2 separate regions of the Homo sapiens genome follow, and region 1 is linked to region 2. A link is an interaction called in ENCODE POLR2A ChIA-PET data of the cell type or tissue named here. Cell type or tissue: Caco-2. All regions are shown on one strand. Links, peaks and the distances in the headings refer to the core of each region. The heading gives the core; the rest is flanking DNA.

Evidence for each region. ChIA-PET counts read pairs that join two places held together with the same protein. Peaks named below come from ENCODE experiments on the same cell type or tissue, not always from the same donor. Only the 100,000 strongest peaks of a DNase experiment are listed, where the experiment ranks them.
Region 1: POLR2A ChIA-PET joins it to region 2 with 5 read pairs; 3 of 35 experiments call an interaction of 5 or more read pairs at or near these places.

What each region holds. Positions count from the first base shown.
Region 1 is chr10:13,837,481-13,840,287 of GRCh38, forward strand. The region is part of intron 3 of FRMD4A (FERM domain containing 4A); the gene reads right to left. Among named protein-coding and RNA genes, the nearest start is that of FRMD4A-AS2, 150 kb to the right of the region's middle. In Caco-2, for the core only: no CTCF peak of the experiment used is centred there; no DNase peak of the experiment used is centred there.
Region 2 is chr10:14,172,979-14,175,785 of GRCh38, forward strand. All of the region lies in intron 2 of FRMD4A (FERM domain containing 4A), which reads right to left. Among named protein-coding and RNA genes, the nearest start is that of FRMD4A-AS3, 100 kb to the left of the region's middle. RefSeq lists an enhancer at 2,470-2,807. In Caco-2, for the core only: no CTCF peak of the experiment used is centred there; DNase peaks (open chromatin) are centred at 925 and 1,263; H3K4me3 peaks cover 1,447 bases.

The sequences.
Region 1 (2,807 bases), core at 163-2,662, 340 kb before region 2:
TCCACAGATCAGAAAGCTGGCAGTGGGGAGACTACAGCAGTTACAAAAGATCACGGGGTCACATTTGCAGCCACTGTACTTTTTCTAACAGTTGGCCAGATGAGGCAGCTTCTAATTTCTTATCCACTCAGGCAATGTCATTACTCAAGGTCCATCTCATCTCTTTGTGGGCACCAGTATGTTCACAGGTACACTGACTGACAGTGCAACCTTGCATTCAACAAGAAGATGTGAATATTGTACCATCATGCACTACGCCCAGCTTTCCTCCATCCAATCCCAATCCCACTCCTCTTCTGCAAGTTGTACCCTTAACACACACATCTCTGGTTGCACAGAACTGTTGGGTTCGATATTTTCTATCTTCCCTTCATTTCCTCACTCTCTTCTTCCTGCTTCCTGTTCTGATGACATGACAGCAATCAGGAATCTGGTGGCTACTATGGTGACCTGCCCAATGAAGACCTCTTAAGGGGATGGAGGAAGAAAGCAGGCTTAGCTCTTCTAGAACCTTCCTTTCCATGAAAAACAGGGCACACCTTTTCTTCTCTAATCATCTCCCTATTTAACACATCACAGGAAAGATTGCTGAATTACAACGTGCTATCTCTTTATTTAGTTATTTAGAGGTAGGATCTTGCTCTGTTGCCCAGGCCTGAGTGCAGTGGCGTGATCATAGCTCACTGAAGCCTCTACCTCCTGGGCTCAAGCCATCCTGCCTCAGGCTTCCCAGTAGCTGGGACTACAGACGTGCACCACCATGCAGAGCTAATTTTTTTTTTTTTTTTTTTTTTTAGAAATGGGGATCTCCCTGTGTTGCCCAGGCTGTTCACAAACTCATGGGCCTAAATGATCCTCCTGCCTTGCCCTCCCAATGTGTTGGGATTACAGGCATGAACTACCACGCCCAGCCACAATGTGCCATTTATGATCTCCTTTTGTAAACTTGTCTCTTGCTGCTCTGCTTCTCAGTTTGTTGCATTGCTTCCTCTCTGTTCTGTTTTCTTCCCCCTCCCTCCCTTTTTTTTTTGAGATTGAGTCTCGCTCTGTTGCCCAGGCTGGAGTGTAGTGGCACGATCTTGCCCCACTGCAACCTCTGCCTCATGGGTTCAAGCAATTCTGGTGCCTCAGCCTCCCAAGTAGCTGGGATTACAGGCATGTGCCACCACGCCCAGCTAATTGTTGTATTTTTAGTAGAGACGGGGTTTCACCATGTTGGCCAGGCTAGCCTCAAACTTCTAACCTCAAGTGATACGCCTGCCTCAGCCTCCCAAAGTGCTGAGATTACAGGCGTGAGCCACCGCGCCTGCCTATGTTCTGTTTGCTACATACCTTACAATATGGACCTTAGACTGTAAGTTCCTGGGAGATGGGGACATTGCCCGTTTTCTTTATTATACAGTCTAAAATACTGACCTTAACCAGGACATTGAATAAAAACCATCCAATGATGATTAAGATAAATGCAATGATTAATATGACTTTAGGGCTTGGCTGGAAGAATAATTTCCTTTTTTTTTTTTTTTTTTTTTTAGAGATAGGGTCTTGCTCTGTCACTCAGGCTGGAGTACAGTGGTGGATCTTGGCTTACTACAGCCTTGAACTCTTGGGCTCAAGTGATCCTCCCACCTCAGTCTTCTTAGTAGCTGGTACTACAGGTGCATGCCACCACACCTAGCTAATTAAAATTTTTGTTTGTTTGTTTTTTAGAGATGGGGTCTTGCTGTCCTGCCCAGGCTGCTCTTGAACTCTTGGCCTTCAGCAATCCTCCCACCTTGGCCTCTCAAAGTTCTAGAATTACAGGTGTGAGCCACCACATCCAGCCAGGACCACCATTTCTAAAGGCATTTTGGGAAAATCACCATTTATTTAATTATCCACCTGAACAGGAGACTAAAGAAATTATAGTTTTTGAGAAAATGCTTTCTGAGTGATCCTCCTCTGTGGTCATCTCTGCCAACAGGATTCCTGCCATAAAACGTGCACCAGAGTAATGCAGAGGGCATCTGTAGATGTAGTTGTAAAGTCCTAAGGTTTTCACTGAGACCCCAGTTAAGTTGGCTTTGGGTACCATTGGCGTCCTCCTGTTTTCTTTCTCCTTTCAGCTTGTACAACACTGAGAGCTTAAGACACATGGACTTTTCCAGATTGCCACATGGTCATGTGAAAGACACACCGGCTCCAGGCTCAGCAAGCCAGGCCCACATCATAGCTCACGGCATACAGGCTCCTGGTTCAGGAAAGGAAGGGGGCCTTGAGCCACCAGCCATGTCCCGCAGTGCTTGAGATTGGGAGGAGTGGACTCCTAACACCAGAGTGATGACTCAGGTCTGAGCCGGCGTGTGCTGCCCCAGCTGGAGGCCCGACTTTCCCTGGAGAAACACTGAGCCTGCTGTCTTCAGAGCCAGAGCAGAGCAGACCATTCCTGTGAAGCATGGACTTCCCAGGTGCAGAAAGCAGAGGCCCATCCCAGGCAGCACAGTGTGTCCCTATAAAAATGACGGAGTGAGGCCCATGGCTGTCTCAGGATGCTCTGTGGTGGGTGGCTTTGCACACATTGCTGCCTTAATACCTCACAATTGCTTAAAGAGGTCATTTGCTCGAGGTCACTGTTAGGGACTGAACTATGTGCCTTCCTAAAATTCATTCCCAAAGTCCTTACTCCCAGCATACCTCAGAATGTGCTGTATTTGGAGATAGGATCTTTAGGAGGTAATTCAGGTTACATGAGGTCATATGGGTGGGACTGAGTCCTTATAGGACTGGGTCCTTCTGGGAAGGGGAAGAGAACCAGGGATACTCCAGTA
Region 2 (2,807 bases), core at 164-2,663:
ACTTCTAACATTCTCTGAAAATATCATGGTCAGGCTCATTAACCAGCAGGAAAAAAAAATGTTCAATGACAAGAGTCTATTTGTGTCCAAATCATTACACAGGGCATCAAAGAGATGAGGTAAATCAAAGCTTTGTCCTATTGACTTTAACTCTGCTGTGTGTTTAGAGATCTATTTGCCCCTTGATTTGTTTTGAAATTTCTGGTTAAGAAAAGTAATATTTCTAGCATTATTGAAAACTTTGGATCTATCCATTTAGAGTTATAGGTAAATATAGCAGATATCAAATAACACCTTCATCGTCTGAGCTTATAATGGAAAACCCCACGTTCAAAGCGTCTCTTGAAAGTGAAAAAGCAAACTCCAGCCAAGAAGAACAAGCGCTTAGAGTCTTCAGGAGACCAAAACCAGTTCCCCGTGAGCATTTCTAAATGTTACAGGACCAAGTTCAAGATGTCAGGCTAGAGCAGTGCTCTGAAATCTTTTCTGCAGGTCTGCTATTTTTCCGAGAACACACTGGCCTCCAGAATGCATTAACCTACTTTCTACAGAGAGGATTCCCTGGTCCTCCTGCTCTGAAGAAGAGGAGGAGGAAGAGGAAGAGGAAAGAGGCTATTTCAAGTGGGAGCTGGGCACACTCTTTGCCTTAAACGTGTTACTCCTCCTGCTAAACAGCAATACGATCTGAGAAATTGGTACTTCCTGCAAACGAACAGCTCCGAGGGCTGCACGGCCCCAAAGCAAGAGTGACTGGAAATCCTGCTAAAATATGGCTGTCTAATCAACCGAGAGGCGAACTCATTTACTGAGGTTCCCATTGTCCACGCTGACAGATGGCTCGCTCCCCTCTCTGCTCTCCCCTTCCCCTCAGATCGCGCTGCCGTGCAGGCAAGCCTATTCTTTGAGAGATCCAGTTGCAATCGCCAGCCTAGTTCTGAAATGAGACAAAAGCTCCGTGAGCCTCCTCCCATGCACAGAGCCTTTTCTGTCCCTCCAAGCAGAAGGAAAAGAAATCCAGATCCACTCCCCTTACCTTCGTCCTCATCGGAGACAGGAGCCCTTCCATGGTGGCAGAATCCTCATGCCAGTTTCTGTCTCCTGCAAGTTACTCTCTCTGTGTGCCGTGCTTAAGCATCCCACATGAAAAGAGCCATGTCGGGAGCCGTGGTGGCTCCCCTCTCCCGGGTGGCGCCTCTGCACCGCCACCCGGTCTAACTTGAATCCCCAGCGCCTGCAAAGCGCCGTTCCTGGAGAAGCCTGCTCCTCTCCTCGCCCTGGTCCCCTCTCTCTTTCTCCCTCTCCCGCGCTCTCTCTCCTCCCTCTCTCTCCTCCCTCTCTCTTTCCATAATCTGCCTACAGCTCTCTGTGTACCCTGCTCACTTGACAAATGATCTCTGTCTTAGGTAACGCATTTGAACCAAGAACAGTGATCTGTAACAACCCACAGGGCAGCTCATCCAGGGCAGGAGGCGAGGGGGGCTGAGCCGGAGCATCCAGCCGCTTTGGGCTCTGTAGCTTGTTCTCTCCAGAGCTGAGAGCACTGTTGCGTTTGTTCGTTCATTCATTCATTCATTCATTCATTCATTCGTTCATCATTCCTTCCTCTCTTAAGAAGTGGGACTCCCACAGGAATGGATCTAGTTGACACCATTACTGAGCTGCTTTTCTGGTCTGTGTACAGAAAGCTGAAAAAGAAATCCCACTGCGTGGAGTACTTCTAAATACCCATGTTCAGCCCACTGTGAATTTCACACCTGGATAGTTAACTGGGTTCTTCTGCAGTTTGGCCAGATGTTTAGAGGCACATAACTGTAGCCTCTTTTTAGAGAAAGTTTCAAAAACAGATTTATGGACTCTGATCCTGAATAGTTGAGTATTAAAAAAAAAAGTGTGTGTGTGTCTGTGTGTGTGTGTGTGTGTGTGTGTGTGTGTGTGTGTGTGGACGCGCGCGTACGGGCACACTGTCCAGGAGTCCAAATAAATCAGGATTGACTGTTTCATTCAGCATTGCTGGTCACTTGGAAAAAAATACACAATGAAAGAAAAATGGCAAAGACCTAGGTCAGAGCATAATGCAGTTGAAAAGATGAGATTTTTCTGAACTTCTTTATGCTTGAGGAATTTTCTCTGTGAGAATAATTCAACATCTCTACTTCAACTGGTGACTCCTTAAATGTGGCTACACACATCTATGCCATCACCAAGGGGCCAGGACCCCTTTTGCATCATATATGTGACACATGTGCACCATACATGAACCTATCAATGTGATTTAAGGAAGATGCCCCTGTCCCTTGCCCTTCTTTCCATCTGTGATTCTTGTACTCACAAGACATCCCCAAGATAGGGCGAGCCACTCTGTCCTCCAGATGGAATCACAGGCTGGTCCCAGGCCCCTGCCTCTTCCTTCATTGATGCTTTTCACCCCTAATTAACATCCTTCTTCTCCTCCCGTTCACACATCAGCATTCCAATAGAACTTCAGTATCTACACCAACTCTATCACCTCTTGATCACCTCCTTCGTAGTCTCCAGTTTGCTTCCTTTTTTTTTTTTTTTTTTTTACAGGGTGTCTGTCTGTTGCTCAGGCTGCAGTACAGTGGTGCAATGATGATGGCTCACTGCAGCCTTGAACTACTGGGTTCAAGAGATCCTCCTGCCTCAGCCTCCTGAATATCTGTGACTGTAGGCATGCACCACCATGCCCAACTAATTTTTAATTTTTTTATGGAGACAGGGTCTTGCTATGTTTCCCAGGCTGGTCTCAAACTCCTGGCCTCAAGAGATCCTTCCGCCTCAGCCTCTCA